Linked DNA regions of Homo sapiens: all the other regions are linked to region 1. The links are chromatin loops, found by intact Hi-C in ENCODE. Cell type or tissue: B cell. All regions are shown on one strand. Links, peaks and the distances in the headings refer to the core of each region. The heading gives the core; the rest is flanking DNA. Region 1 holds the start of ABCB4 (ATP binding cassette subfamily B member 4). Region 2 holds the start of RUNDC3B (RUN domain containing 3B). Region 3 holds the start of ABCB1 (ATP binding cassette subfamily B member 1).

Evidence for each region. Hi-C counts contacts between places; a loop is a spot of excess contacts. Peaks named below come from ENCODE experiments on the same cell type or tissue, not always from the same donor. Only the 100,000 strongest peaks of a DNase experiment are listed, where the experiment ranks them.
Region 2: it touches region 1 in a loop (11-fold over the local background); 2 of 110 quality-filtered maps call a loop at or near these places.
Region 3: a loop joins it to region 1, with 6 times the contacts of the local background. A loop is called at or near these places in 3 of 110 quality-filtered maps.

Annotation. Positions count from the first base shown.
Region 1 is chr7:87,468,909-87,479,910 of GRCh38, forward strand. It overlaps ABCB4 (ATP binding cassette subfamily B member 4), which reads right to left and starts at 6,772. Exons shown (of 28, transcript NM_000443.4): 1 at 6,726-6,772; 2 at 6,478-6,563; 3 at 3,713-3,767. The coding sequence starts at 6,557. RefSeq lists an enhancer at 5,959-6,028 and silencers at 6,499-6,638, 6,649-6,848, 6,899-7,148. In B cell, for the core only: no CTCF peak of the experiment used is centred there; DNase peaks (open chromatin) are centred at 5,833, 6,583 and 7,173; H3K4me3 peaks cover 2,495 bases; H3K27ac peaks cover 4,725 bases.
Region 2 is chr7:87,622,082-87,633,083 of GRCh38, forward strand. RUNDC3B (RUN domain containing 3B) reads left to right here and starts at 6,317. Exons shown (of 11, transcript NM_001134405.2): 1 at 6,317-6,864. The coding sequence starts at 6,743. LOC124901834 (small nucleolar RNA U13) reads left to right here and starts at 2,076; the gene lies at 2,076-2,177. It also overlaps a transcript of ABCB1 not described here. RefSeq lists an enhancer at 6,072-6,366 and silencers at 6,232-6,461, 6,512-6,561. In B cell, for the core only: no CTCF peak of the experiment used is centred there; DNase peaks (open chromatin) are centred at 6,260, 6,760 and 7,060; H3K4me3 peaks cover 1,943 bases; H3K27me3 peaks cover 1,860 bases.
Region 3 is chr7:87,592,568-87,603,569 of GRCh38, forward strand. ABCB1 (ATP binding cassette subfamily B member 1) reads right to left here and starts at 8,317. Exons shown (of 28, transcript NM_001348946.2): 1 at 8,188-8,317; 2 at 7,550-7,623; 3 at 3,199-3,247. The coding sequence starts at 7,617. RefSeq lists enhancers at 6,420-7,619, 6,829-7,218. In B cell, for the core only: no CTCF peak of the experiment used is centred there; DNase peaks (open chromatin) are centred at 6,264, 6,944, 7,814 and 8,354; H3K4me3 peaks cover 2,468 bases; H3K27ac peaks cover 1,877 bases.

The sequences.
Region 1 (11,002 bases), core at 2,767-7,766:
CGAAACAGCGCAACTCCGTCTCAAAAAATAAATAAATAAAATAAAATAAAATAAAATAAAATAAAATAAAATACTGGCAAACCGAATCCAGCAGCACATCAAAAAGCTTATCCACCATGATCAAGTGGGCTTCACCCCTGGGATGCAAGGCTGGTTCAACATACACAAATCAATAAACGTAATACAGCATATAAACAGAACCAAAGAAAAAAACCACATTATTATCTCAATAGATGCAGAAAAGGCCTTTGACAAAATTCAACAGCCATTCATGCTAAAAACTCTCAATAAATTAGGTATTGATGGGAGGTATCTAAACATAATAAGAGCTATTTATGACAAACCCATAGCCAATATCATACTGAATGGGAAAAACTGGAAGCATTCCCTTTGAAAATTGGCACAAGACAGGATGCCCTCTCTCACCACTCCTATTCAACATAGTGTTGGAAGTTCTGGCCAGGGCAATCAGGCAGAAGAAAGAAAGAAAGGGTATTCAATTAGGAAAAGAGGAAGTAAAACTGTCCCTGTTTGCAGATGACATGACTGTATATCTAGAAAACCCCATTGTCTCAGCCCAAAGCCTCCTTAAGCTGATAAGCAACTTCAGCAAAGTCTCAGGATACAAAATCAATGTGCAAAAATCACAAGCATTCTTATACATCAATAACAGACAGAGAGCCAAATCATGAGTGAACTCCCATTCACAATTGCTTCAAAGAGAATAAAATACCTAGGAATCCAACTTACAAGGGATGTGAAGGACCTCTTCAAGGAGAACTACAAACCACTGCTCAACGAAATAAAAGAGGACACAAACAAATGGAAGAACATTCCATGCTCATGGATAGGAAGAATCAATATCGTGAAAATGGCCATACTGCCCAAGGTAATTTATAGATTCAATGCCATCCCCATCAAGCTACCAATGACTTTCTTCATAGAATTGGAAAAAACTACTTTAAAGTTAATATGGAACCAAAAAAGAGCCTGCATTGGCAAGTCAATCCTAAGCTAAAAGAACAAAGCTGGAGGCATCATGCTACCTGACTTCAAACTATACTACAAGGCTACAGTAACCAAAACAGCATGGTACTGGTACCAAAACAGAGATATAGACCAATGGAACAGAACAGAGCCCTCAGAAATAATACCATACATCTACAACTATCTGATCTTTGACAAACCTGACAAAAACAAGAAATGGGAAAAGGATTCCCTATTTAACAAATGGTGCTGGGAAAACTGGCTAGCCATATGTAGAAAGCTGAAACTGGATCCCTTCCTTACACCTTATACAAACATTAATTCAAGATGGATTAAAGACTTACATGTTAGACCTAAAACCATAAAAACCCTAGAAGAAAACCTAGGCAATACCATTCAGGACATAGGCATGGTCAAGGAGTTCATGTCTAAAACACCAAAAGCAAAGGCAACAAAAGCCAAAATTGACAAAAATGGGATCTAATTAAACTAAAGAGCTTCTGCACAGCAAAAGAAACTATCATTAGAGTGAACTGGCAACCTACAGAATGGGAGAAAATTTTTGCAATCTACTCATCTGACAAAGGGCTAGTATCCAGAATCTACAAAGAACTCAAACAAATTTACAAGAAAAAAACAACCCCACCAACAAGTGGGTGAAGGATATGAACAGACACTCCTCAAAAGAAGACATTTATGCAGCCAATAGACACATGAAAAAATGCTCATGATCACTGGCCATCAGAGAAATGCAAATCAAAACCACAATGAGATACCATCTCACACCAGTTAGAATGGCAATCATTAAAAAGTCAGGAAACAACAGGTGCTGGAGAGGATGTGGAGAAATAGGAACACTTTTACACTATTGGTGGGACTGTAAACTAGTTCAACCATTGTGGAAGACAGTGTGGTGATTCCTCAAGGATCTAGAACTAGAAATATCATTTGACCCAGCCATCCCATTACTAGGTATATACCCAAAGGAATATAAATCATGCTGCTATACAGACACATGCACAAGTATGTTTATTGCAGCACTATTCACAATAGCAAAGACTTGGAACCAACCCAAATGTCCAACAATGATAGACTGGATTAAGAAAATGTGGCACATATACACCATGGAATACTATGCAGCCATAAAAAATGATGAGTTCATGTCCTTTGTAGGGACATGGATGAAGCTGGAAACCATCCTCAGCAAACTATCGCAAGGACAAAAAACCAAACACCTCATGTTCTCACTCACAGGTGGGAACTGAACAATGAGAACACTTGGACACAGGAAGGGGAACATCACACACCGGGGCCTATTGTGGGGTGGGGGGATGGGGGAGGGATAGCATTAGGAGATATACCTAATGTAAATGACAAGTTAATGGGTGCAGCACACCAACATGGCACATGTATACATATGTAACAAACCTGCACGTTATGCACATGTACCCTAGAACTTAAAGTATAATTTAAACAAATTTAAAAAAATAAAGAAAAAAAAACTTCTAAAAAAATAAATAAAACCAGCTTTCATTTGATAAACAATTTATTCTCCAAAGTGCTAATTTTTTTTTAAATTGCCCTTACTGAGGCTTTTTAAACAAATAAAAAAAGAGGAGAGAAGACAATGAATAGGGGCTTTTGGTTACATGAGAAGTATGCAGCAGTGTTTGAGAGTGTGGATGTTTTGGTGTCTTTTTATCCATTTAATTACTAAGTTGGATTTCAGCTGACATGACACTTAATTCTAACTTCTTTGCTACCAAATAATGGCTGTCACAGTTTGAAACACGTCATATTTACCAAAAATGGGCAAATGCTTTCTTGAGCTGCCTCTGTAAGACATATTTCAAATGAAAACCAGATGAGGAGACTTCTTCCAAAAATATTGTCTTGTCTTGTACCAACAGAAAAGCACCGAAAACTGTTTTAAGCATAATCAGAATTCCTAATAGTTACCCCCTATTTAGCCAATTTTTTGGAAACCAAATGTGAATGTAGATTCCTTAAATTAAAATTTATGTACTTAACAATTACTTTCTTGAAATGCAAGCTTATTTTAAGCTAAATTTGGGGTGGGGGTCTGTGAAGCAAATGCAGAAATGCATTTTCTTGAAATTGTTGAGTTTGCATTGTGCTACTAACACAATTCCCATTTTCACTTTCCTTGCACACCAGTTAGCTCTGTCCGGTGTCATCGCCAGCCTGTCTCTACTTTTTAAAAAATCATCCATCTTAAGAATGTGGGTCATTGACTATAATAAGCCAAACTTATACAGCACAGGTGCAGCAAGGACAATTTATTGCTGTCTGCAGACAGTTTTTTGTTGTCGTTGTTTTTGAGACAGGGTCTTGCTCTGCCACCCAGGCTGGAGTGCAGTGGTGTGATCATAACTCACTGCAGCCTCAGACTCCTAAGACCCTCCTGCCTCAGCCTCCCAAGTAGCTGGGACTACAGGTTCATGCCATGACATATGCTATTTTTTAAGATTTTTATTTTTATTATTTTGTAGAGATGAGATCTCACTATGTTGTCCAGGCTGGTCTCAAACTCTTGTGCTCAAGCAACCCTCCCACCTCAGTCTCCCAAAGTGCTGGGATTACAAGTATGAGTCAGCTCGCCTAGCTAGACAATCTTAAAGTATTTGCTTTAAAGGTAATTGATTCAATACCTCAAATTTGAATAAAAGGTAGGATTATTCACATTTAACATTTCACAGCTTACCAATGTTAATACTCCAATCATTTTCACTGTCTTCGTTTTTTTCCTTTTTTGTTTGCTGTAAAAAATAGAATTGCTTCAATTTAAAACTGTTACAAAATGTTTTACAATCAATTGAACATAAATATGTTTAGTTACAATATTCAACTATTATATTTTCAAATATAAGAGTGATGTTCACAAAATGTCAAAATTATTCAGTTCAACAAACATAGCAAGCACAAAAGTAACTGTCGAAGGTACTACAAAGATACATGGATACATAAGAAATGGTCGCCTGCCTTACAGAGCTCACATACACAGGAAAGATAAGTATGCTAACAGTGTCGCTAAGTCAATTAAGTTATTTGTTTTCTAAAATTAAAAAAAATCATGATTTAAAATTAGGAATGTCTATTCTTCTGAAGGATTGTGGAGAGTGGTGTCAGGCAATCTTGTTGGTGATACATTCAAAGTACATCTAGAATTTAACCACTTATCACCAGTTTCATTGCTGTCACCAGTAGGGCAGCCTCCTGCCTAGTCTCTCCACTTCCACCTATGCCGCTTCAGTCTATCTTCAACTAGCAGTCAGAGTAATTATTTCAAAATGCCAAGCCATACACTACTTCTTTGCTCAAAAACCTACAATGGCTTTCCTTTTTCTTACAATAAAAGCCAAAATCCTTGCATTAACCTCTGAGGTCCTACACGATCTGTTTGCTTATTTCCTCTCTGACCACATCCCTACTCCCAAACCTGCTTACTCTGCTCCAACCAGCCTGGACTCTCTGCTGTTCCATGAACTCACCAAACATGTACCTGACTCAGGGTCTTTGCATTGCCAGTTACCTTTTCCGGGAATGCTCTCCCCTTAGATACCCACACAGCTGTCTCCTCTCATTTCTTTCAAGTCTTTGCTCAAATATTACCTTTAAAATAAGATCTACCCTAACCACCCTACTTAAAATTACAAAGTACTCCCCTTTTGTACTCCTGATCCCCTTAACCTGGATTAATGCTTTTTTCCATGGCGTTAATTACCTTCTAACATTGGCTGTGGTTTACTTATTTAGTATGTACATTATTTATGTCTGTCCTCCGTACTATAATATAAACTCTATGAGGGAGTGTGTGTGTGTGTGTGTGTATGATGATTTATATATATATGATGATTTTTACATAAATATGATGCATTTATCCAGGTAAATGATAAAGTTTTACTCATAAGATGATTCCAAATTATGTAAAGTATTGACTAAAATCACTGGACAAACATCTGCCACTAAATATGTTCAAAAGAATGTGCCATGGGCAATAGCAACATAATTAGAACAAGAATATAACTAATTTGATTGAAGCAGGCTTAACTTCCTTTAAATATATTATCTTTGGTCTGCTTTTATAAAAATTAGTTTCACTACATTTGATTTCATAATCATGTGGTCTTAACTTATTGTTAACTTTCTGTATTTCTCTTTTGAGCTGCTTTCTTCTTTCCAGCAGAAGCTGTGGGCTTCCCCTCTGAGGACTTTCCTGGGTTCTGAAGTGTTACTACACCTTTTGTAGGAATAGCTCCTTTGCACACGCATCAAATGTTAAGCCAGTGCAATACATAAATAGACTTCTTCATGAAAATGCCATCTATTAATAGACTCACAGTCAATCCCTGCCTAAACAGCCAGCTGATGAAAACCATATTTTTCTATTGCGTGTGTAAGTACTTCCATTGGAAGTAACACCATCTATCACTTTTTCAATTCTACATGGCAAAACTAAATTTTCTATGAAAAAATACAATGGTGCTTAGAAGAAATACAGCAAGGTTACTGCACAACCACATTAACAGGCTAAAATAATGCTTCAGTTTAAGCATCAGGTAGGCATGTTTTCAGTTAGCTAATCAAGCCCCTAGCAGCTTGAGGACAAACTACAGAGACTGATAAATTTGTCCCTCTGGGTGATCACTTGACACAGGTCAATTTTTTCTGGGTAGCCTGGTATGAACTCAGAGACCGTAATAGCCTCATAAACTATTTCAGGCTAAAGGCGAAAATGATTCACTATTCCCACAGTGAAAGAGGAAACAAAGACACACGCCATTGACTGGGAACTTCTGCCCCGCTCATAAAGCCTGTGAAGTGAGTTTAACAAGGGCCAGGGGAACCGAGAAAGACATGAAGGCAAAGGAAGCGCTGCTTCCCCCTACCACTTGAACAAAACTGATTCGGATGTACAGAAGTTCCCCCTCCCCACCTATCCTCCCAGAAAGGAGAAATACAAATAAGCCTGGCGATGAGAGGAGGGGGAGGGGTAAGACAAGGAGGAAGAGACATAACAGGGGATGGGCAGGAGGGGAGGGAGTTTTTGCTTCACTGCCCTTGTTCAAAAAGCACAGCCATCAACAGCAGATGTCTGACACCCTTTAAGTCTGAACAATCAGATGATGTATATGAAAGTCATTTGTAAAAGTTTCAAGAGTTACGTAATACAATGAATGTTATACAATGCAGATATTCATTGAATCCCCCCTGCACAAAGGGAAGGGAGCACTTTTCAAGACAGCCTTTTCTTCCTGAATCTGTTCCAAAAGGAGCCTCAGTGACATTCTTTGAGGCCACACAACACGTTTGCTCCAAGGTCAGAACCGGATGCAAGACCCTTCAAAGAAGCCTCCAAAACAAAGGTCTTCAAAGGCATCAACCGATTTTTACAACTTCTTTCCAAGGGTGAACTTAGTCCTGCTGATTGGCGTGTAACGGAAAAGCCAGTGGCTGCTGGGGATGTACCTGCTGATGCCCAGTTCAAAGTCGCCCTCCGCGCTCGTGGGGCGCCAGGCTGTTCCGTTCTTTGCCGCCTCAAGATCCATCTCAGCCTGAGGAGAAACCACAGCCTCAGAACCAAGTACACCCTCTCCGGCGGCCCGGCGCACGAGTCGCGGGGCCCGGGGGCACTGGGTGGAGGTCCGGCCACTCCCGCCCCGCGCCCCACGTCCCGGGTCTCCCTTCGAGGCCAGACGCGCCCGGACCTCTCTCACCTCGAACCTCGCGCGTGTCTGGCAGGGCCTCTGGACGCGCGGGCGCTGCAGCAGAGGGGCCTGGACTTTGCTCGCCGCGGCCTCGCCCCCGCCCCCGCCCCCGCCCCCCACGCGCGTCCGGCCCGGGAAACGCCTACCGTTGCAGCCAGGGCGAGGGCCGCGGCCCGCGAGAGCAGCTCCCGCCGCCCGCCCAGCTCTCTCCCCAGGCTAGGCGCGGGCCAGGGGCGCAGCCTGCCGCTCTTGCCGCCGGGGCGCCCGGCTGGGGCCGCCGCCCACCCTGGCGACCCGCCAGAACCAGCCCGGTCGCAGGATAAGACCGAGATCAGGCTGGAGCCTCGGGTGCCGAGAAAGCCTCGCCTGATGGGCCACCCAAGCCCCTGCAGATGACTGTCACACCCCATGGGCGCTCAGTTTTGTTTTTAAACCCATAGGGGAGACAGTTTCCGGACGCCCAACAATCACAGGGCGGCCCAGGACCGAGAGAGAGCAATAGACTCGCCTCTTGCTTCCGCATCCCCAGTTCTGGTCCAGGTGGCACTGAACCCAATTATCTCCAAGGACGGCGAGAGTCAGCCAGGGCCGGCAGGAACCATCACATTATGCTCCTTGGGGAGGAGGAACGCTGTTGGTGCCCTCTTAGCACTTAAGAGACACAGAGTTTTAGGGCTAGAGGGGTCTTCAGCGATCATCTAATTAAAACCCCGTATGTTTAACATATGAAGAAACGGATGCCCAGAGAGGTGAAGTCCTGCCTGAGGCTGCATCGGTGGAACCAGAGTCTAGGGGAAGCCTCCTGAGTCCCAGTCCAGTGCCCTGGCTCACTGCTCTCATCTAAGACTTCTGTCTGTATTGAATTGTCTCTGCTCCTACCACCTATTTGAGTATGACTTTCTTCTTTCTGATTAATTCCTCCACACTCTTCCCAAAAGGAAGTGTCTAAAACGGGGAGCCATAAGTTTCATGGCTTTGAAACCGGAGACTTTCAAACTCAGAGCTTCACATCTTATTAACTATGTGACTTTGGACACTGTGCTCATTTCTCTAGGCCTGTTTCCTTATATGTAAAATGAGGATAAAAACATCTCCCTTATCAGGTTATTGCGAGGAATAAATGAGTTGAGGATAAGGGAATTAAGTACTAGGTAAAAGCACCTAGTACTATGCCTAAAACATAGTAGGTGAGCAACAAATACAACTTTCCTTCCTTCTGATCAGGTAGCAGGATGACCAGTGGGTCCTTGCACCTGCTATGTCCTGTTAACACAATTGTTAGCCCAAGGCTTGTCTGAGTTCTCAGAGAACCTTAAAGCAGAGCATGGTATAAGTAGAGATGCTGGGTGGACCCTGGTGTGAATCTCACCTTTCCCATGTACCAGCTGTCTGGCCAGGTTATGTAATTCTTGACTCAGTCATTGGATCTATAAAATAAGGGTGTTATTAGGATTAGGGATACTGTGTGTAAAGTGTCCTGCACGTAGGAGACACCTAATAAATGGTGACTATTATTATAGTAAAAGTTCAGGCGAGGCCAAGGAAGAAAGACTGGAACAGGAGCCAGCAGCTTCGGCACTCACCCCTTACTTGTGCTGTGCCTCTGCATCCTGCTCTGCCTGCCACCTGGAGCTAAGGTGGAACTTGACTTGAAACTGCATGCTGGAGTAGAAATGAATTTAGTTGAGTATTTTTCCTCAAAATGTTTTCTCTCCATATCAGTCTACCATGACCATGAGGATTCTCTTCTTAAATCAACCCAAATTCCTTCCCTTCACTGGTCTAACAGGCGGTCAGATCATTATTTCAAGATACTCTGAGACGGAAGCAGTTGGAATTGTGTAGTTTGAAAGAAGGCTTGTGGTGACTGGAGGACATTATTAAACTCATTAGCACATAAGGAGATGACAGTTTCTTCAGTCTCTAATAAAAGAGAATTTGATAAAGTAAATGCAGATACTTGAAGGAGTAGGAAGGTTCAGAACAAAAACTAAAGCAAATAACATGTATGAGGCAATGAGGTGTATTTGCCTGTCTGTCTGTCTGAGCCGATTCACAAAGTTGTCCCTGCAAGAAGCCATGCCTATATGGCTGTGTTTACTTCTTTACCTGTATTACATCCAATTCCAGGAGCTCCTTTTATATTTATTTGATAACAGTGCAGTATCACTGAGAATTCCATCATTTATTCATCAACTAGAAGTTGAAGACTTACAATATTTAAAGCACTATGATAAACTAGATTTCTCCATTACACTCAGGCTGTAAGAAATCTTTACTTTCCCTTTACAGTAGAATATTGAGATACTTATGCATTGATGTAAGGCTGGAATTAATGCCCTACCACGCTATCTTACTTTTTCTATTTGCCCCATTGGTTCCATCTTTCTTTTTTATCCTCACTTTTGCCTTATTTTAGATCTGTTTAATATTATCATTTAGATTTCCTTTCTATAAGATGTATTCTTTTATTTTCTATTTAATAATGATCTCCTTTCTAGGGATTATGACATGTATCTTTGACTAATCATTGTACTTTTTCCTCTTCCAGGACAATGCAATGATTTTAGAACTCTTAAGTCTCTTTTTTATTCACCCCTAACTTTTACATTGCCATTGTCATGTACTTTAATTTTCTCTGTATATTCATGACTCTTCTGGGAATATTATTTCTTTATGAGTTGATACTTATTTAGCTTTATCAAAACATTTATCATTTTCTTGCTTTTTGTTTCTTCCTACATCTCAAAGCTACCCTCTTGGATCATTTTCCTTTCACCTAATGAGCACTCTTTCATCTACTGTCTCTTTCTTGTTTTCTTTAGTTTGTGACAAATTTTCTCAGCTTTTTTTTCCTGAAAATTTATTTCACTTTTATCTTGAAAAATTATCAGTTATTTATGGGTTTGCCTTACTAAATAAATATCAAAACTCATTATCAAACTATGGTAATTAGAGACATGTGTTTTGGAATGAGACAGACAAAGTAAAACAGAATCAATATCTTATAACTGATGGAACTAGAATTCGAATCCAGGGAGTATCCTTATCCGCTATGACTAGCAGGGAAGTGGAGATGGAGAACATACGTCAGATGTATCAGAGAGTTAAACACAGTCATTCTTTAATGCATCCTTCAGTCCACTGATCTTACCACCTTTTTACTGTTCCTCACCTCCTTCATGTCTTCTCTCTTAACTCAGCCTGAAAACACCCACAACCCTCTAGCCCTCTCTCTTTATCAGGCTTGCTTAGTAAAACCACAATCCTGGATAATTCAAGTTACTGAGCTACTGTGAACCTACACCATGCAGCAGAACATGTCTGAAGAAAAATACAAAGTCATCGGGCTTGCCTCGCCATGAACTTACATGGCCCTATACTGTATACATAATGTACTTATTATGTTTATTATTTATTGCCCACTCTGTGGGATGCAAGACTTATGAGGGCAAAGATTTTGTAAAATTCACTATGTATCCCAACGTTTACTGACCAATAGTCATAAGATGTTTTCTTAGTTCATTCACTCACCTGCTTTTCTAATAATTATTTCATATCGTCTGTTTTCTCAAATTCTGTTCTTTTACATCTTCACATTCTGCTAAATTACCGTGCTTATTTCACTGATGAAGTTGAAGTGTTTAGAATGGAACTCCATAACCTCCTACCATGATATTTTTCCACTTACCAGCATCTGTACCAACACTCTGCCTTTGCTGTTTCTGTAAATGAACTATTCATGCCTCTCTTTGCAGCCAGTCTTTGTTTGCATGTTCATCCTGTAGATCCCATCCCCTTTCACTTTCACAAGGAGCCATTCTTCCCTTTCTGTCCTATATCATCAATTTCCCCATGCCTGCTGGATCCCTCCTGTGAGCTTACATACATACTGTTATTTCTTCCATCTTGAAAAACAAACAAAAAACCTCTCTTGACCACACTTCCCCTGCCAGCTACCATCATATTTCCCTCTTTTCCTTTGGAGCTAAACTGGTTGGCAAAGTTTATTACTTTCTTCAATTCCTGTTGTTCTCTCTGAAACCCACTCTAAACAGAAGTTTGATCTTTCCACACTACCGAAACTATTTTTATAAAAGTCACTGATAATCTCTGCTTTGCTAAGTCCAAAGATCAATTCTCTGTTCTTATTTTACCTGACAAATTCAATAATTTGACAGATTTATCACTCTGTCTTTCTGAATATATCTTTTTCATATAGATTCCAGGACACCATATGTTTCTCGGATTTTCCTATGCTTTCCTGATCACTCTTCCTCAGTCTC
Region 2 (11,002 bases), core at 3,786-8,785, 150 kb after region 1:
TGATCAAAGGAAAAACCAATAAAGGAAAATATTGATGAATTTCATTTATATAAAATTTTTTAAACATCTCTTTATAAATAACTCACACCATAGGTAAGGCAAACAACGAACTGGGAAAAGTATTTGCCATACATACAATAAACAAATATGATCATGAGCCACTATAATGAAGACTAATATTTTTTGGAAAATATGGGTAAAGGGCATGAACGGGCAAAACATAAATGAACAATAAGTGCACAAAATAAATGTGCATTTTCATTACTAATGAAAAACAAGTTAAAATATCAAAAAGATATTGCTCTTTGCTTGTTATGCAGAAAAATAAAAAGAACAATAGTCCCTAGAGTGAGCAAGAGTGCAAGAAAACTTATGTACTGTTAGTAGGATGTAAATTGGTAAAACATCTCTAGGAAAAAATTTAATTTGTGGTTAAAATTATGCATATCTTTTGATTCAGAATACACTTTCTGAATAAAAAATGAAAGCCTGAGCTCCAGAATTATCTAGAGACTATATTGCATGAGTGATACAGTTGGTCAGTGTGTAAAATCCTTCTTGATTCTTAAGAACTATGTGTACAGTATGGGAGTTTTGTGTTTAAGCCTTATCTGGAGTTACTTTCTCAAAAAGGCAGTGAAACATGTTAGAAAAAACAATAAATTATGGGCCAGTCATGGTGGTGCATGCCTGTAATCCCCACACTTGAGGGGCCAAGAAGGGAGGATCGCATGAGACCGGGAGTTCATGAGCAATCTGGGCAACATAGTGAGACCTTGTCTCAGTAAAACATTTTTAAAAATAAAAAACACTAGGCAGCTGTGGTGGTGCATGCCTGTAGTCCCAGCTACTTAGGAGGCTAAGCCCTTTGAGTATCCCTTGAGCCCAGGAGTTCAAGGCCGAGGTAAGCCATGATTACCCACTGTACTCCATCTTGGGCCACAGAGTAAGACCCTGTCTTTAAAATAATAAATTTAAAAAAATAATAGATTTTCTAGCTAATGATTTAGATTTCAATCCTGGCTCTGCCATTTACTATGTGACTTTCTATATGTTACTTAATGTCTCCAAGTCTCTGTTTCCTTGTTTGTAAATGGGAGAATATAATAATACTTACTTTAGAGAACGGTTCTGATGATTAATTGATGCAATGCATACAATGTCTGGAGTCTATAATTTCTGGTTTGTTAATGCCCTTCTACATGATAAAAAATTTTAAAAAGAAAAATATCCTCTGTTCGAACTGAGGGTCAGTATTTGCCCTCCTCAAAGAAACTGTAGGACCAAATCCACTTTGTTTCAATCAGCCTTTACCCAATGACTTTTTACAGAGAACAGTTTGTGAGACCCATCAAGGTACTCTTCATTATGTGTCTGTCATAGCCTGTAATACCCACCTCACTATCCATACCCTATTAATGAGCACGCTTCGCGCTTCCTGGCCCATGACCCTGTCTGCACTCCCTTCCATGATGCTCTCTGGAACTTTTGCTCTATGACCAATACTACCTTGCATTCTCCAATTCTTTGGAATGGTCTTTCTGCTTCCTCTTCTCAACGGAAACCCATACCTCCCCTGAGTGTTCTGCTTCTCTTGACTTACTCTCACATGGACTTTTTTTTTTTAAAGCAATTTTCATACATTTTCTTCATGCTCGCTTCTGATAGTTTTTTTTTCTCTCTTGCATTACTAACCTTTCCCTCCCAGTAGATTCATTGCATCAGCTTCAAAATATGCTCAAGTCACTTCTGTGAAAAATAATGACATGATAGCAATAAAACACCAATGTCCCTCTGTTCAATATTCCCCCATACCACCACTCTTTTTTTCTCCCCTTTCATAACTTTTTAAGATTGTGTGATACTCACTTCCCACTGACTTTTTACTCACTGGAATTTGGCTTTCACATTCATTGTGCCACTGAAACAGTGCTTATTGATCTGCAGGAGTATTTTATAGAGGAAATTAGCTCTTTGTCTATGATTTGAGTTTTAAAAATGTTTTCTCGGTCTCATTTACTTTTGACTTTGCTTATGATGATACTTGATTTGTGGATTTGAAAAAATTTATATCTATCCATTTGTGGTTCATAAGCGTGATGATTGAGCTTTCACACACATGTGAGACGTGCCTCACCCAATCCTTGTTATGATGTCAGCATATTACCCATCTGACGTCAAAGTAAATAAAAATTAAAAAAACTTACATCTTCAATGTTTCTAGTTTCTTCTGTACAGATGCTGGGTTTATGGCATATTTAAAAAGTCCACTTCTCTGAGACTAGAATAAACTATGGTTTGGTGATCTCTCTGGTTTATAGCACTTTATATATACATTTTATAGTATTTTATATTTGAGGACATTTTATATGTTGCACTTGTAATTTTGTCTGTTTCGATGAGAAGAAGGAAGTTGGGAAAACGGTGAATGGGTATGTTCTGCCCATTCGGTTCTACAGAATTCCTATAAGTTAATTTAGGTATCTACTGTTTTCATAATTTTTACTGTGACTCTTTGTAAAATCTTTGAATACCTTTGTGCAATGCTTAAATAAATAAAAATAATTGAAATAGGTGCCAAAAGAAGTCCAAAAAGTAACGTGGACTCATGGAGTTCTATAATAGTATTATGCTGTGTACTGAATAAATTGATTGACAATATCCAGATTAGTAATCTAGAGGGAGAAAGAGACCCAGGACATACTACTTAGGATAAATGAGAAAAGCCTTATCAAATAAGGCCCCCATGTGGCAGTGTAATGACACTCCATACATGCAAAACAAAACAAAACAAAAAAGAAAAACACAGCTTGTTTATGGCAAAGTCTTGGTAAGCAAGTACTAACATGTCAACTAAATCCTTCTAAGAGTAACATTTGAAAAATAACGTTATGGCTGGGCGCGGCGGCTCACGCCTGTAATCCCAGCACTCTGGGAGGCCGAGAAGGGCGGATCACGAGGTCAGGAGATCGAGACCATCCTGGCTAACACGGTGAAACCCCGTCTCTACTAAAAATACAAAAAAATTAGCCGGGCGTGGTGGCAGGCGCCTGTAGTCCCAGCGACTCGGGAGGCTGAGGCAGGAGAACGGCATGAACCCGGGTGGCGGAACTTGCAGTAAGCGGAGATCCTGCCACTGCACTCCAGCCTGTGCGACTGAGCGAGACTGCGTCTCAAAAAAAAAAAAGAAAAAAGAAAAATAACACGATTACCTCATCATTTAAGATGGAGTTTTACTAAGTTTTCAGTCATAGTTCACAGTGAAAATAACATGAACATGTACTGGAGGCTAGGAAGCCAATTTTGAGGATATTAACATCTCACTTTTCTCGTTCTGTCATGACCACTCACTTTTATCTTCTTGATAAATGCTTCAGAGGCATGTGTGTTCTCTCCCTCACTCACGACACACCCAAGCATCGGTTTTTAGAAATTTTATTGATAACTGATGGTTTTCCACTCTTTTCTTTCTGCAGTTTTATCTGTGGTTAAATAATAACAACATCAATTTGAGTAGTATTTGTCATTGCCAGCGCAAATATTTTGCTGAGACTGCCTGCATAACCAGTGCATCTGTTTCCTGATGGCTACTTCTGAATCCAAACTGTTGAACTAGCAAGAAGAGACAAGTTAAGTTGTAGCTCCTAGGAAAAGAAGACTCTTTATAAGCCTCCGTGTCACAGGAGAGCAGACACGTAATGTTCTGGAAGAAGTGCACTGACTAGTCACAAACATCCATATATAGAAATTTCGCCTGCTTTTATTAACTTGAAAGATAAAGTGTAAAGTCTGACTAAATTGTTTTCTTAAAATTTTAATGTATGAATGAATATTTATCATAGCACATTAGTTAAGACTGACACTATATACGTATGGCTAGAGAGAGAGGAATATATATATATATATGTACATATATATGTATATGTACATATATATATATATAGAGAGAGAGAGAGAGAGAGAGATGGAGTCTCATTCTGTCGCCCAGGCTGAGACATATATATATATATATATATATTGTCATATATATGTGTCATATATATTGTCATATATATGTGTCATATATATTGTCATATATATGTGTCATATATATTGTCATATATATGTGTCATATATATGTCATATATATGTGTCATATATATGTCATATATATGTGTCATATATATGTCATATATATGTGTCATATATGTGTCATATATATGTGTCATATATGTGTCATATATATGTGTCGTATATGTGTCATATATATGTGTCGTATATGTGTCATATATATGTGTCATATATATGTGTCATATGTATGTGTCATATATATGTGTCATATGTATGTGTCATATATATGTGTCATATGTATGTGTCATATATGTGTCATATATATGTGTCATATATGTGTCATATATATGTGTCATATATATGTGTCATATATGTGTCATATATATGTGTCATATATATGTGTCATATATGTGTCATATATATGTGTCATATATATGTGTCATATATATGTGTCATATATATGTGTCATATATATGTGTCATATATATGTGTCATATATATGTGTCATATATATGTGTCATATATATGTGTCATATATATGTGTCATATATATGTGTCATATATATGTGTCATATATATGTGTCATATATATGTGTCATATATATGTGTCATATATATGTCATATATATGTCATATATATGTCAGAGAGAGAGAGAGAGAGAGAGATGGAGTCTCACTCTGTCGCCCAGGCTGGAGTGCACTGGCGCAGTCTCCGCTCACTGCAACCTCCGCCTCCCGGGTTCAAACGATTCTCCTGCCTCAGCCTACCGAGTAGCTGCCACTACAGGCGCGTGCCACCACACCCGGCTAATTTTTGTATTTTTAGTAGAGATGGGGTTTCACTATGTTGGTCAGGCTGGTCTCGAACTCCTGACCTCGTGATCCGCCCGCCTCAGCCTCCCAAAGTGCTGGGATTACAGGCGTCAGCCACCGCGCCCAGCCCATATATTTTTATTCTACTAAACAGAATAGTAGAATAAAATTAGACATGGTAGCTGAAAAGGATGATTTTTTGACTATTTTAAATAGAGATTTTTAAACTTTAAAAACCTCAGAAATTAGGAATTTACAACTTTATTACACAAACGTGCGTTGTTAAAACATTCAAGAGTAACAGTATGCCCTGCATTAACAGGGATAATATATAAGAAAAATAGAGATAGCCACACAAAACTATATATTCTCTGACATTCTTTGACAGAAACTTCAAAAGTAGAGGTGAAAGATACATGGATTTTGGAGCCACTGAAGCCGTGAAATTTCAGTAAAAATTATGTCAAATGTGACTTCAAATTAAATTCGAGAAACATTTATTGAGAACCTGTTCTATGTACAGCACTGTGCTAGGTCCCATAGGGAGAGTAAGTCATTTAGGATTGCACTCTAAAATCTGGGCATATTGGTGCAAAGGGAGGTGAACAGCAGGCGTAGGTGAGTGTCAGAGGACCTGACCCAAGCTGGGACCCTCCTGCAGGTAAAACGGTGGGTAGTGAGAAGCTCTAGGAAGGGGGCGCTTCCGAACACGCGCGTCGAGGAGGGCGTTCCAGGACTCTGAGGGAGCAGCCCAGCTGGACCGAGGCCGCGTCGTTCCTGGGCTTACTATTCCCAGACCCGGACTCCCGATTCCGGAGTCACGGCCCAGGACGCGAAAAGACTCTACACTGGCACCACGCTCCTCCTTAGGCGGGCCGTCAGTCCCGGGTGCGGGCTGCGCTGGAGGCTGAGGTGGGAGCGACATGGTGTGGAGGGGCAAGAAATGTCGGCACTAGACGCGCCAAGAAGGAGATTCTACGAGCAATTCCCCCCTCGGGCCATTGTGTTGCTGTTTATTAGCCCCTGGGAGGGCGTCAGGACAAAAGGAACCCTCCTCCCTTCTTAGTACTTAGGCCCAAGGTCGGGTGTGGGAGCCGGCGCGCTGCTTTCTAGGCAGGCACTGAAGCTACGGCAGCCACGCAAATAGGTATCAGCCGTTAAAGCTTGGCTACAGGCAAGGGGGGGGCAATAGGCCCCTGGCGCTGTGGGGCCCCGCATCCCACAATCCCCGCGGCTAGCCTGTGTGGCTACTGGCGGCAGCTAGCGGGCTGCGAAAGCGAGCCCAGCGTCCTTGACAGCAGCCCACGCGTCGGGGCGGGGCTTGAGCCCGCTGCTTTAAAAGGTCCGCGCGGCCGGCCCCGCCCCTCTGGTGCCGCGATTGGATCCGGCGGGGGTAGCGTTGATTTGATAGGCGCAGAGAGGGTGGGGCTGCGCACGCGAGGCCGGGGGCCTTGCCGCTGCCTCCCGGGCTGGGGCACGAGTGGCTGCGGAGTGTGGGTGGTTGGGCGTGAGGGGCCGACGGGCTCGCGCGCGCGCCGTCTGCTGAGGTCCCTCGGGAAGGAGGAGAGCGCCTGACGCCGACCCGCAGGCGCAGCCCGGCAGTCGGCGGCGCGCCGAGGGCGGAGGTGGTGCGTGCGTGCGTGTGTGTGTGTGTGTGTGTGTGTGTGTGTGTGTGTGTGTGGAGCTCGGGTGCCAAGGGCGAGCCGTCAGTCCCCGGGTGCGAGTCCCTGCTGTCTTCCACACCCTTCCTCCCTCCAGGCTCCTTTCCTACATCCTTCCCGCGCCCCCACGGTTGCGGACCGAGCGAGAACCCCCTTAAGCAGGTGTGGGGGGCGTGCGGGGTGGCACGAGACAAAAGGGGCACGGGGGTAAGCCCGCCATGGCCTCCCGGAGCCTGGGGGGCCTGAGCGGGATCCGCGGCGGTGGCGGCGGAGGCGGCAAGAAAAGCCTGAGCGCCCGCAATGCTGCGGTGGAGAGGAGGAACCTGATCACCGTGTGCAGGTACGGCAGCGCAGGGCGAGGGGAACCAGCCTCCCGCCGGGGCTGAGAGCTCTGGGCTTCCGCGCGGGTCCTTGGGGGTCCCGGGCATGATGGGCTGCCGCCCAGTGCCCCCGCCTATGTTGCGCCAGCCAAATCTGTGAGCGCGCAGCTCCTTGGACAGGGGCCCGGGTCTGGACACCGTCGCAGCCCTGGACTTTGTGTCAGTTCCAGTGCTGAAGGTACTGGAGGGTAGAGCTTGGGGCGGGGCTGGAGGAGGATTTGTTTTGAATGTGCAATCTAGCGTCAGAGTGAAAGAGGAGGGCAAGGAAGAAGAGCTCTTTCATTTAATGCCCATTCAGCTGTCAGCGAGCTTTGGATAAAGTGGTAGTTACTGTGATTGTTTACTGTGTTGCCCCCAAATCAGAGTGCATTTCGTTGTTTTGGCTTGTTTACATTATCTTCAGCCATTTCATTTCACACGTTAGTTGAGTGCCTACTACATGCCAGCCATTGTGTATGTGAGCGTGTGTGTACTATCCACTTTTCAGCTACAGTGCTAGTGCTGGTTCTGCAGTTGTTATTAAGAGTGGGACTGTGGAGGATACCTAGTCTTTATGTCAATGATTTATTTTAAGGCCTGCCTTTCCTTAATGCTTTATAACTGTAAATGTAGTATTTCCTTCAGAAAAATATAGAAACAATAAAAGAATAATTACTATTGGGCCGGGCGCGGTGGCTTACACCTGTAATCCTAGCACTTTGGGAGGCTGAGGCGGGCGGATCACGAGGTCGGAGTTCGAGACCAGCCTGGCCAACATAGTGAAACCTCGTCTCTACTAAAAATACAAAAAATTAGCCGGGCGTGGTGGCGGGCTCCTGTAATCCCAGCTACTCGGGAGGGTGAGGCAGGAGAATCGATTGAACCTGGGAGGCGGTTGCAATGAGCTGAGATAACGTCATTGCACTCCAGCCGGGACCACAGGGGGAGACTTCGTCAAAAAAAAAAAAAAAGAACTATTTATAGTAAGCCTAGTATTCAGAGATAACTGGTTTTTAACATGCTGATATATTTTCTTTAAGTCTTATATCTGAGTATTAAGAAAAATTGAAACCCTAAGCATCAATTTCTTAGGAACTTCTCTGAGCCATTAAGTTGTTTTAAAATTACTTTCCTCCATCAGACTCCTAATCATCACCTAGTGATATTCCTCTTAAGAATCAGATGATGATGAAACTTTTTCTTCCTTTGCAATTTCTCTGTATTTTTCCGTTATTTTTCTTGTGTAAAAATGTGTCTAGCATCTTAAGTGGAATACAGATAATTATTCCAGGACTTAAATGCAATAACTCACAGTGACTTTTTAAAAAATACTTGAATTATTACAAATGTTTATCTAGCAAGAAGACCTTCTTCATTGACTGTATTTGTATAATGTAATTATTACAGCACTTTGAGTTGTAAATGGTAAAGTAATATGGTATCCGTTTAATTTGCCGTTTGTGCTGTCTAGGATGTAACTTTTTGAGACAAATAGGCTGTTAGGTGTTTTAAAATATAGGTAAATATCTTTAAAGTAGGTAAATGGAACCATAAGCAAGGCTGATTTTCTTAACCATAATATACAGACATCAAAAATTGCTTTAAAAATAAGGGTAGTTTCAACATATACAGTGCTTCTTGGGGGGTAACATATTTAATAAAAGCTCTATCAGCTTTTGTTAAACTTCACAAGGGCAGTGATTCTATCTGCTTTTTGCTTAGTCTTTTTTTTTTTTTCTTTCAAATTCTCAGTATAGCATCTAACACTCAAAAAATATTTATTGAATGAATAATTTCAGTGATGGGTACTGTTCCTTTTGCTTCTCCATTTTTGTCTTGGCTGGCTTTAGGTCATGTAATGATCATGTGTGCCCTTATCAGAGACAGTTGAAAAGAAAAGGATTTGTATTTCAACCTTATTTAAACTAAATTTTAAATTATCTTTAAGAAATTTTAGGAACGTCACACTGATTTCTGGGGACAGCTCTCTGTATTAGTTGTATTTTCATGATTGTAATTTACATAATTATTATTTTCTACTGTGAAATGAATATGTGCTAACTTTAGTTACAGTTTACACATAGATTTAGTGTAATAGCTAAAATAAGTTGTGGTTTCTGCTCTGGATTTCATTTGTATTGTTATTTATATGGATAATATTAAGGCTGTTTTTCAGATCCAAATAGTTGATGGTGCATGTAAATTATCCATGTGTAGTAATGGGGTCTATATGATAGGCTTTGTCTGAATGACTTTTACTTTTTGGAAGAAAGTCACTATAGGCCATTTGTACATTTTAAGTATCCCCATGACAAATTAAGAAAAATGAATAAAGCAGTATTTATGCATTTATTGCTAGTTTACTTTCCAGAGTCACCAAACCCTGGGTATTTCACTCATGTCTCTTATGAATTCTTTTTTTAATTTTTTATTTATTTATTTTTGAGACGGAGTCTCGCTCTGTCTCCCAGGCTGGAGAGCAGTGGCGCGATCTCGGCTCACTGCAAGCTCCGCCTCCCGGGTTCACGCCATTCTCCTGCCTCAGCCTCCTGAGTAGCTGGGACTACAGGCGCCCGCCACCACGCCCGGCTAATTTTTTGTGTTTTGTTTAGTAGAGACGGGGTTTCACCGTATTAGCCAGGATGGTCTCGATCTGCTGACCTCGTGATCCGCCCGCCTCGGCCTCCCAAAGTGCTGGGATTACAGGCGTGAGCCACCTTGCGCCCGGCCTCTTTATTTTTATATCTCAAATCAGAGATGATTTGATATTTAAGTTGGAAAGAAGTTGATCTGGTGGAAATATAACTGGGTTCTAGGTTGACTTTATCATTAACTAGTGTGCACTTTTACAAGCCATGCAACCTTTCCATTTGTTCATTTTTGTTGTCTGTAAAATAATATTGGACTAGATCATTGTTAACCTTCAATTATAGGCTTAAAATTAATAATAGCCTCCAAGCAAAAAATGTTTATATTTAGTTTTGAATTTTTCCAAATATGAGCAGGGTAATAATGATAAGATAAATGTTTATAATAGCTAAATTACGTATGTGCATTTTTCTCTATAAACAAAAATATTTTGGACTGTGCCTTTGATTTTGTAATTCTCTGCTGATGTTCTGGAAAAAATTGAACCATTTACAAAACCAAAAAAAAAAAAAGTCACCAGCATATATCATTCTAGTGTATCCACTTATACTTTCACAGTAATGTTTTTCCTTACCCCTTAAACAATTTAGGTGTATTCTCAGTTTAGGTTTAAAGTCTTCTTATGTGAGTACACAATTCTTTATGTTTAAAGCTTTATTCAAGTGCAATATATAGTTTTGAGCTTTGAAAGTGGGTTGTTTAGATAGGTAAGATAATCAGATAAAGAGCTGAATTGAATTTTGGCTCATGTGTGATTGTATATGTGTATGTAATTCATTAGTTTTTTTTAGTGAACATTTACATGTTGTAGACTAAAAACATTTGCATAGTCCTTATTTCATCAGATAAGTACTGTTTTTTCATATTTTTCACAGATTTTGGTGAAGAGATAGTAGGTCATTTGAGGACTCTAAATCTTACACACTCAACTTCAAAATATTCATACACTTGACTTTGGCTCTGAGAACCAACTAGTATTTTCCCTGTATATTCTCTATCGTTTAGAACTTCAGAAAATTAAGTTGTTAACGCCCTTCAGATTTTTTTAACTTGCATTTTTATCCATAGATAATCAGATATTAGTCATTTTTTCTGTCCTTTATAAGCTTCATTGTTTACAGAAAACCTTATATAGTCCTTTGATTTTGGTTTTGGTGGCAGAGTATTAAAATCTAAATTCTCTTTCTATGGCTTAACAATGTCTTATGAGCAAATTATTAAAATATGCACATATAAACATTTCAGAATAACACTTGTCAAACTTTTAAGTCAATACTTTTAAGAGAAACTTCCCATGCAAAGTCATAATTTTCCTGTTTTGTAGCTAGGAGGGACTAATAAGAGGAATATAAGGAGTAGTGTGATAAGCACGGTGGAGACAAGTGATGATTTCACAATTCAAGTGTTTTTAATAACATATGAATAGTCTTAGTTTTCTATAGGTCATGATATTATTTCAGAACTTGAATA
Region 3 (11,002 bases), core at 3,850-8,849, 120 kb after region 1:
AGTTTAACCAGTCATAAATGATTACAGTTGTTAAAAGCAACTGGGCATATCTGAGTCTACCCTGCTTAGTAGCTATGTGACCCTGTGATTTTGAATGCATTACTTAACTTCTCTAAGTCAAGTTCTTCATCTGGAACACAAGAATAACACAAGTTCCTAAATTGCAGGTACTTATGTCCCTATATGAAGATTATGTCACACAATAAACATAGGGTATTTAACAAATGCCTGGTACAAGGGAAACACTTAACATTGTTAGGTATTATCTATTTAGAAAAAAATTAATGTTTCCCTAAGACACACATAATAGAAAGCTCAGAGTTCAATCTACAGTGCACAATTCTTGCAAGAATATATAATCTTTTTTTTTTTTTTTTTGAGACAGTGTCTCACTCTGTCACCCAGGCTAGAGTGCAGTAGCACAATCTTGGCTCACTGCATCTCCACCTCCTGGGTTCAAGTGATCCTCCCACCTCAGCCTCCCGAGTAGCTGAGACTACAGGCATGTGCCACCATGCCCAGCTAATTTTTGTACTTTTCACATAGACAGGGTTTTGTCATGTTGCCCAGGCTGGTCTTGAACTTCAGGGCTCTAGTGATCTGCCCACCTTAGCCTTCCAAAGTTCTGGGATTACAGGCGTGAGCCACAGCACCTGACCAAGAGTGTATAATCTCTAAGAAGTTCATTTTGTGTAGAAATTACAGCCCAGCTCTATGTGTCACATTTCCTCACTTGCTTTAGATTTTATTCTACTTTTGTGTTTCTGTAAATGTTGAAACAAGGTCTGATATAAATTTAAAAGGCTAGTATAGAATTTTGAATCTATTCCTTACTTCTTTCATCACTTTTTTAAGATTGCTAAAAAATCTCATAGTGGAAATAAATTAACAGACATTGTGTGCAGACAAGAGCTAACACAGCAGCTCTGAGGCTGCCATGTTTAGAAAGGCCTGTATACAAAGGTTGGCCCTTGGCTGGAACTTGGATTTGGGGAGGATTACCACCATTCTAACTGATAAGTATGGCCAAACTATCTGTACAAACAATATGATTCTTCATTCTGCAGTTCTGCCTTCCTTCTATGAGTCTGAAATTTTGGTGCATGCTGGGTAGGTGCCTACATGATCAGTTCCTAATAAAATCCTTGGGCACTGAGTCTCTAATGAGCTTCTCTGATAAACAGCATTCTACAAGTGCTGTCTTAACTCATTGCTTGGGGAAATTCAGTGTGCCCTGTGACTCCATTAGGAGAGAACTCTAGGAGCTTGCACCTGGTTTCTTCTGGACTTCTCCCCACTCGCCTTTTGCCATGGCTGATTTTGCCTTGTATCCTTTTGTTGTAATAAACATTAGCCATAAATCCTCTGGGTCCTCCTAGTCTGAATCACTGAAGCTGGGCTTCTTGGAAACCCTGAACACACAATGTTTTTTGTCTTCACTGAAAACTATTATTAATAAGCAATGCCAGTGACATCACCAATATATTGTTAAACTTTTATTATGTTCTTGTGTTTATAAGTTTTATATTGAAGTTACATTCAATGTTTTCTATGTTGACTTTTCAGGAAAAAGATGTGAGGAAAATCTATCTAAGTAGTAGAGTACTTCATCAAGAGACTTAGAATATATTCTCTCTATCCTGGCCCCATTGTACATCCTCAGACAAGTGAACATGTCTGGCTCCAGTTTCTTCATGTGTAAAACTGGAATAATAATAGTATCTTTCTCAAAAGGAGTTGTAAGGATTAAATGAGATTAAATATGAAATACTTAGGACAATGCTTGGCACACAGTGCTTTATGTGTGCTATTACTACTACCTCATATTAAAGCTCCATATTTTTATTCTTTTGTGCCTTAAAATGAATTATTGATAACATTGCCTCTATATAGTAGGTCTGTTAAATTTTCTAAAATATAAGACTCCTAAGGTTTAAAAAAATTTAACTACAAATAATAAAAACTGAAAGTCTCAAAGTGACAGCACTGAAATCCTGGGGATAAATACAACTTTAACCTAAACGCTTCTTTCCATACAAGAAAGTAACAATGAAAACTGTCACTTGGTTACTCAAGTAGCCTAAGAATGACTCAAGTACATAGTCTCATCTCACCAAAATTCCAAAGGGCGTAGAGATAGAATAAAAGCAGGAGTCATGGCAAGAGCAATGGTAGCACAGAGAAACGAAGATCACATAAGGGAACCATAGAGTCCTCAGTGTAAAAGTCACATGACTGTTTTTTCCCTACCTACAACTATTTTTATAGTCAATTTATTAAAATCCATTTTGCAAGACAATCTATCCACTCCCTTACCTTAAAAAAATTGCTGTGTTATGACTGAATTATAAAGCATGTGCTGTTGGACTTAATTGGTTTAGTAGTCTTCCAGGTTCTAATCTCTGGAATCTTTCACCTAACAGTTCACCTAAATTTGTACTCTTAGAAAAAAGGAAGTAAGAATCCAGGTAAATAAGAGGTCATTAACTAGGCAGAGGTTGCAGTGAGCCAAGATCACAGCACTGAGGTCATCAACCAACCACACATATATGATACATGTCTGATTCCAAGTGTGATTAAAGAAAAGCTTCTAAAAAAACCACTGTGCAACCAGAAAATGAAATAAAGAGTTACAATAAGGTTTTCGAATTCTAGATTTTCATCTGTTTAACACAGGGGAATAATGGCATATGACATATTTGAAATCATAGTAATAAATAATCCATTGCTACCTTTTATTGTTAGTAATGGATTTTGAACTAAAATTTGCAATGGACTAACCTAAATGACCTAAAATTTGCATAGTAATAAATAATCCATTGCTAACTTTTATTGATAGCAACTGACTTTGACCTAAAAAACCTGCCAAATTTCAGAGCCATTAAAGACAGCATTCTATGTGATTGGTTTCCTCTATGCAGATGGGAGAGGTGCTTGTGTAGGTAATGGATCACTGGCAACATAATTCATTAGAAGAATTGAAATCTAAGTCAGGAATGGTGGCTGTAGATTAGTAATATAGATAGCAAGTTATGATCAGCATTCTCCTGAAAATAAGCTAAATCAAACCAATTTATTTTGCATCTCCATTAACATACCCTATACGAAAATCTTACATCAGATGAAATATCTCTTTTCCATGTAAGGAGATGTCAAATTTCCGAAGTATTTTGAATAGTTAATAAATTCAAAACTCACCATTGAAAATACACTGACAGTTGGTTTCTTTTCCTTCTTATCTTTTTCACTGCAAAACAGCAATGGAATTACATAAAACTTTAAAAAGTACATATTTTTTAAATTACCCAAATTAACATAGAATGTATATTTAATGACTAATAGGAAGAAGAAATATGTCTATATTATACAGTTAAAAAACAGGATGATAATAGTATGACCCCATTTATAATGTTTAAATATGTTTACATATATCTTAGAAATCTACATACGTGGTTATCACTGAGTGCTGGAATCTCTCTAAAAATATTTTCTTCCTTGTGCCTTTGATATTTCCTGATTTGCTATGATGAATACATACATACACCCTTTGCAATTAGAAAAATATACATACTGAAAAGAGTTCCCTGTTTTTATTCTAATTAGAAAATCATTCATGCTTCCCCTTAATTATGAATCCCCTTAATTGTCATTTGATTAATGATGGCAGTAGACATTTTATCCATCCACTACCCAGATATTATTCTTAATCCTTCCCTTTCTAGTGAAGAGAAGTGGCAATTAGATGCTGGGCATAACTAGCCTCAGAAGAAAATTAAATTACTCCTTATAAGCAAATCTAATTGTGAAAAAAATGTCTGGAGTCCTAAATGGACCATTATGAAATAAATGCACGCTAGAAAGCTATGGTCAGAAATGATGTTCTATAAATTGTCAAAAAGTTCTCCTCAGGCATAAGGTCAACTATTATTTTGAGCCCAGATACAAATGAATCTAACTCTGTAGCCCATTTTCTACTCTGTGTAACTGCTACCTAGGATGTGAAAGCAAACCAACCGTAACAAATCTGCCTCATCTGTATTTTTGTAGGTATAAAAGAAAAACTATTTTAGAAAAGATTTGTGTTATTTTTTACACGGTTTTTAAGTTCATAAGGTAAATTCATCTTTGTCTTTGTTCTTTACACTAAGTGAGGTCAAAAGAGGTGAGGAGACTTCTAAAGAAAAAAATCCAGAGTTTACCCATTTGGCTTTGGAGTAATGTTAGACAGACATAAAATACACAAACACAACTCTTCAGGTTTGGTCCCACCCAATTCCCAGTAAAGGCATGGTTTCAGTATCCCTGGAACCAGGATGAAAGGAGAAAAATAGCCATAAATAGTTGAGTTTTAGCTCTAAGCCTTTTATTTATTTTTTTGTTCTCTAAAACAGCTGCTACTCTGGAGAAGTTATAATGTTCCAGGCACTGGCTAAGTAAGCACTTCCCACACACAATTCATAAACAATTCTATGAGGAAGACACATTTTTGTTCTTTTAGAGACGTAGAAGAGTGAGAAGAGTTAACTTGTCCAAGGTTCACAGCTATAACTAAGCCAATATTTAAATGCCAAGTCTGTTCCCTGACCACCAAACTATAAGGTGCAACCTCAGATTTCTGAGATACTGCATCGCATCACATTAAAATGCACTTTCACACAAACTCTCACCCCTACTAGATAACTTACTTATCCCCATTAGCACAAAAAACAGTGCTTAGAAAGACAAGTCATTCATCAAACATCATTTTAATAAAGAATCTTTGCTAATAGTCATATTCCAAATAGGACTATTATCCCAGCATTATCTATTACCAAAGCCATATGCTTCTTTACAATCCCATGTTAAAATAGATTTAAATCAATGGCAATGAACACAATTTAATAAGAACTACTTTAAAATATAATCTCTAATTTGAAAAAAAAAGTCTATAGGCCATGATAGAACCAATAATAGAAATATGTGAAAGATCATACAATTTTCTTTACTGTTTCTCTTCACATACCCTCAATATTTCTTAGTTAAATCTACCTAAATGTTTGTATCATAAGTACATAATTCTTTAAGCTATCAAGTTTTCAAAAATACAAAGTTAAAAACAAAAAGTGGAATACCTACCCTCCACTCTATGGAGTCTTTTTCATGGTTTATATGAACATTTTTGTTACAAAAATTTTCAATTGCAATTACATGTTCTCCTACCATTATCACATCTAAGAAAAGTGATTACAATTCTGATATTGGCTAATATCTAATGCACATTCAAATCTCCCAAGAATGTTTTCCATAGGATTTTTTCCTTGTTGAACTTTTAGATTGTTTTTGTTTTGTTTTGTAATGTTCACACACTACGTTTGGTAGTTATATCTCTTTAGTCTCTATTAATCTAGAAGTCCTCCTTTTATTTTTTTAACATTGACTTTTGTAAAGGAACAAGAACAGCTGTCTTACAGAATGTCCCACATCTTGGGTATACCTGTATCAAACTGAATACAAATGGGAGGTGCAATAAATGTAAAATACACATCAAACAGGAGATTTAGCATAAAAGAGAATGTAAACTATCTTATTAATCATTTTGATTACATGTAGAAAATCCAATCTTTTGGACATATTGAGTTCTATAAAATATATTTACAAAATTACTTTATCTTTTTATTTTCATTTTTTACTGTTGCTACTAGAAAATTTTAAATTACAAATGTGGCTCACATGATATATCCATTGGACAGCCCCAGTCTACAAGTTTAATTGTATACAGACTAAATGTTTTTGCAGATATATTAATATTTGCTAGGTGATGTTGTTTACTCAAAATCCAAGTGATGAGTCATTTACTACAGTCCATTCTACCGTGAGAGATACCAGGTCTGATCACTCGGTTAAGGTGCTAACTGCAAAATCTTTAATTGGAGAAGCATATTCTCCTTCCAATTAGTAAACATTCTGAAGAAAATTCTTAGATACAACATTTTTCTGATAGTTTAGAGTTCATTGACAATCCTTGCCTGAATCTATTATAACAATGGAAGTTCCAAAATGATAGCTGGAATTTTTCTCTAAAGATCATTGCTTTATTTTCTCTACCTCTCACACTTTCTTTCAGTTTCCCTTCTCTCAGAATATTAAGCATTCAGCAGTAGCATTCAGTATCTCAAAATCAGTTACAGTTACGATGTTCTTTGATGCTCAAATTGTCCCAGAGTTGGCCATTGGAAGCATCTTCCAGACAGCTTCAGTGTGCTTTCGACTACTCCATTAAACTCCACTTCCTTATTTTCAGGTACCACAAGATACTCCAGGCTCACTTTCTATTTTTCCTGTCCCAGACCTGGCTGAAATTAGCTACTGAGGGGTTCATTTCTTTTAGGGAGGAATGGTATTTAGAAACCCAGATCTGGTACTAACAGTGCTCATTGTTACTGTCCCTTTCAGTGGACTGAAAATGAACTATTAAAAGATTATGAATTCATATTGAAATTTCTAATTCAAACTTAACATTATTTTTAAAAATGTATTTGATTTCCACATTTGTATTTTTTCTCTTACACTGAAAAGCTTGGTTTCTTATAATATTAATGTGTTTACTAATTTATCTTATAATTTACATTACAGTTTCTAATATTATTAAACTTACTAGTCTATTTTACAATTTACTACTAACAATGAATCTATTTAGTGAAGTTTTAAATATTCTATAAAGGCAGAGCACCATGATCAAAATTTACTTTAAATAATTATTTTCCCTATATGATTACATTACCAATATTATATACAGATATTTATTGCCAGTTAACAACCTAAATGTACTTTTGACCTTCTGTCTCATCAGCCAGGCCACAAACGCGATGTTTACATAGCCATTTACCGGAAGCAAGAGCCTGGACCACAGAGCAGATCACCAGCAGCATATGGCTCACGTGTGGGCGACCAACACCACTTGAAAAGCAGAAGTTCATAAGACAGAAACACATATGAGCATCCGCCTGTCTGGGGCAGGAAAGCTGAGAAAGAGGCACACCAAGACTAAGGGAAAGAGGCCGGGAAGGGTAAAAAGGTGAAATGAAAAGAGGTTGGTGAATGACTAAGAACGGTTGGATAGGACAAATAAGTTCCAATGTTCGATAGCAGACGAGGGTGACTACAGTTAGCAATATATTGTATATTTCAAAGTAGCTAGAAGACTTAAAATGTTATCAACACATAGAAATGAAATATACCTAAGGTGATGTATCCTTCAAATACCCGGACTTGATCATTACACATTCCGGGCATGTAAAAAACGCTTCCATGTACCCCATTTCATAAATATGTAAAATATTATGTATCATTAAAAGAAAGAACAAAAAAGACAGGGAAAATGCATATGCTGTGCTCCACTCAGCCAACAAACTTCTGCTCTAAGCAGGGATATTGATTCCAAAGGCTAGCTTGCGTTTCTTAAAAATAATTAAAAACAACAACATGTCATTTATTTCAGAGCTGGAGGCTAGAAATAAATTACTCAAATCTCGCAACTATGTAAACTATGAAAATGAAACAAGCTAGTTACCTTTTATTGTTCAGTTTAAAAAAGTTCTTCTTCTTTGCTCCTCCATTGCGGTCCCCTTCAAGATCCATTCCGACCTGAAGAGAAACCGCAGCTCATTAGCCAAATGCATGAGCCTCAGGCGCGCTGGAGGTGAGACTAACCTCTAGTCCCCCGTCGAAGCCAGAGAGCAGTAAGAGGGAGCGCCCGCCGTTGATGCCCCAGCTGCTCTGGCCGCGATGGGCACTGCAGGGGCTTTCCTGTGCGCGGGGTCTCCAGCATCTCCACGAAGGCAGAGTTGGGGGTCTGGCAGCGCGTTCTGGACTTTGCCCGCCGCCAGTGCGATTCTCCCTCCCGGTTCCAGTCGCCGCGGACGATGCTTCCTCCCACCCACCGCCCGCGGGCTCAGAGAGCAGGTCCCCGCACCGCGCGGGCTGTGCGCGCTCCGGGCAACATGGTCCAGTGCCACTACGGTTTGGGCGCTGCTCCAGGAGCTCCTGAGTCTAGATCTAACCCCACTTGGTCCCCATGGACTTGCCAGAGGACTTCACACTATCCACGCCTCAAGAAGCCCTTCTCCCGTGAAGACCAAGTTCAGGAAATCTGAAAGCCTGACACTTGGGAACTGTCCCATAGTAGCTCCCAGCTTTGCGTGCCCCTACCTCGCGCTCCTTGGAACGGCCACCAAGACGTGAAATTTTGGAAGAAGATACTCCGACTTTAGTGGAAAGACCTAAAGGAAACGAACAGCGGCCTCTGCTTCTTTGAGCTTGGAAGAGCCGCTACTCGAATGAGCTCAGGCTTCCTGTGGCAAAGAGAGCGAAGCGGCTGTGCTCAGCCCACGCCCCGGCGCTGTTCCTGCCCAGCCAATCAGCCTCACCACAGATGACTGCTCCCGGCCCGGATTGACTGAATGCTGATTCCTCGAGAAACTGCGAAACAGGTTGAATTTCCAGGAGGAATGTTCTGGCTTCCGTTGCACCTCTCTAGAAAGGGCAAGTAGAGAAACGCGCATCAGCTGAATCATTGGGGACATTTCAACTTATGTAGACACGTCTTTCAAAGTTCACATAAGTCTTCATATCCATATAACTACAGGACGTAGTTAAGGGAAATTTTCTCGGGATTCGCATTTAATACAGTTAATACAAAAACTCCGACCTCTCCAATTCTGTATCACCTTTCTGCTTCCTAACACCTTTGAAAAGGCTAGGAGAAATTTTTCTGCAGTGGTCTTTCTTCAGCATGCTTGACAGTTTCTGAGTTACATCTGTTCATCCTTTATTTGATGATAAATGGAATGAAAGAAAAAGGAAGTTTTAAAAAATATATAGAGACAGGTATTTCAAGGTACAAATGCTATTTCAAAGTGTGTAATATTTTAAAACTTCAGACGTCAGATCAATGCCCGTGTTTTTCCAGGGCATTTTAAATTCTTACATTTTAATTCAAATTAGTAAAATAAACATAGCATGTTTTAGCATATTACATTAGTTGTAATTTCCTTCCATATTTACTGCCAACATTTAATATTTTTTCCTGTCCACTATTTACTTCAAACTGAGGAAAAGTACGTGCAATCTGCACAATTCAAAATTGTAAAGCAATGCTAACTCACATCAGAGCTTTTCTTACTTCTTATGAACATAGAGGAAATAGGTTTGTTGTATCCTCTAGTCTACATTCTATGACTTTCACATATTACCTATCAGTTTATTGCATAAGTTTAGAAGAAGAAAATCACTTTGTTTTTTACTGCATAGTCTGAGGATGTTTCCACTTTCTTTAAATAACTCATACTTCAAAGCCATAATTTTTTTCTATTCTTGACTACAAATTTTCCTTATCTTGATATATTTTGTTCTTGGCCTTACAATACAATGAAGTTTTCTTTTGTTTTTCTTTCTTTTTTCTTTTTTGAGACGGAGTCTTGCTTTGTCGCCCAGGCTGGAGTGCAGTGGCAGGATCTCGGCTCACTGCAAGCTCCGCCTCCCGGGTTCACACCATTCTCCTGCCTCAGCCTCCCAGGTAGCTGGGACTACAGGCTCCCGCCACCACGCCCGGCTAATTTTTTGTATTTTTCGTAGAGACTGGGTTTCACTGTGTTAGCCAGGATGGTCTTGATCTCCTGACCTCGTGATCCGCCCGCCTCGGCCTCCCAAAGTGCAGGGATTACAGGCGTGAGCTACAGCTCGGCCTCTTTTTTTTTTTTTTTTTTTTTTTTTCACAAATTGTTAATTAGGCTTCTAACAGGCCACTATTTTTTCCACATGTTCTAATTGCATATGCAAGTGTACAGCATTGTTCACTGTTTAAAGGCTTAACAACAACCCTGTGGTCCATCTGGGGTAAATGTAAAAGCTTTCATCTTCATTACATGCGTTTTTAATCTTATTTGTGCCTATGATCTCTGTTTTCACTTTTGTTTTGCTTTGTTGCTTTATCTCACCTTTCATTTATGTAATCTTGTTGTATTTTATGTATCCTTTTGAATGGCCTTAAACCCTCCCTAAACAGTGCAGGATATAAATACAGTGCTATACTGTTATGTTGATTATACTATTTCTACAATCTTGAGCATCAGGTAAAGATCTCTATCAAAGATATAAGTAAGTTAAAGATCAGAATAACACAGATTTTAAAAATAAGATTCTACCATTCTATTATATTGTATTCCATTTCTTTGCTCCACTGACATGAAAGTGTGAATATAAAACATGATGGACCTAAAACAAACTAGCTCTTGCTACTTTCAACAGTCCTTGGTTTCTTGAAAGACACCAGTCTTGCATTTGTGCCACCACCACTTCTGTCAAGCTGAACTTGGCTGTTCTCCTTAAGCTTCCTTAATTTCTGATGAAACCTACCTGGTCCCCTTGCAAGTTGACACTCATATACCTTCATTCAAGCGGTGATATTTCCATTTGAAGTGACTGCCACAATCTGCACCTTCTTGTCCTCCGCTCTCATGTAGCCATTTCACCAACTTGTCTATACTCTGACAACATTAAAGATTTGCCTCTCTGCTGCAGTCTGTTCTATATGTATCTATGGGAGTAATAATATATAATGATAATAATAACAACTAACATTTATTAACTACTGGTCATTTATCAGGAACTGCCAAGCACTTCAAAGAAATTAAGTCATTTAATCTTTACAAGAATCCTATGAAGTAGTTACTATTTTTGTTACTCCCATATTACAATAAAAGACACTGAGGTTTGCATTATTTGCCCAGTCACACAGCAGGTAAGGTGCTAACCAGTAGTCCCTCTCTCATAACTGTACTCTTAACCACTATCCTACACTGTAGTACATTATCATAGGACACACCACTTCACTGCCTTTTCCAGTCCCACGAAGTGTTTTCTCCTTATGAGTCCATCTTGGAAAACCTGCAATGGCTCCCTGCCACAGACTATATCATATCTAACAGTTTCCTCTTAGCTTTTAAGAACCACAACACATCACTTC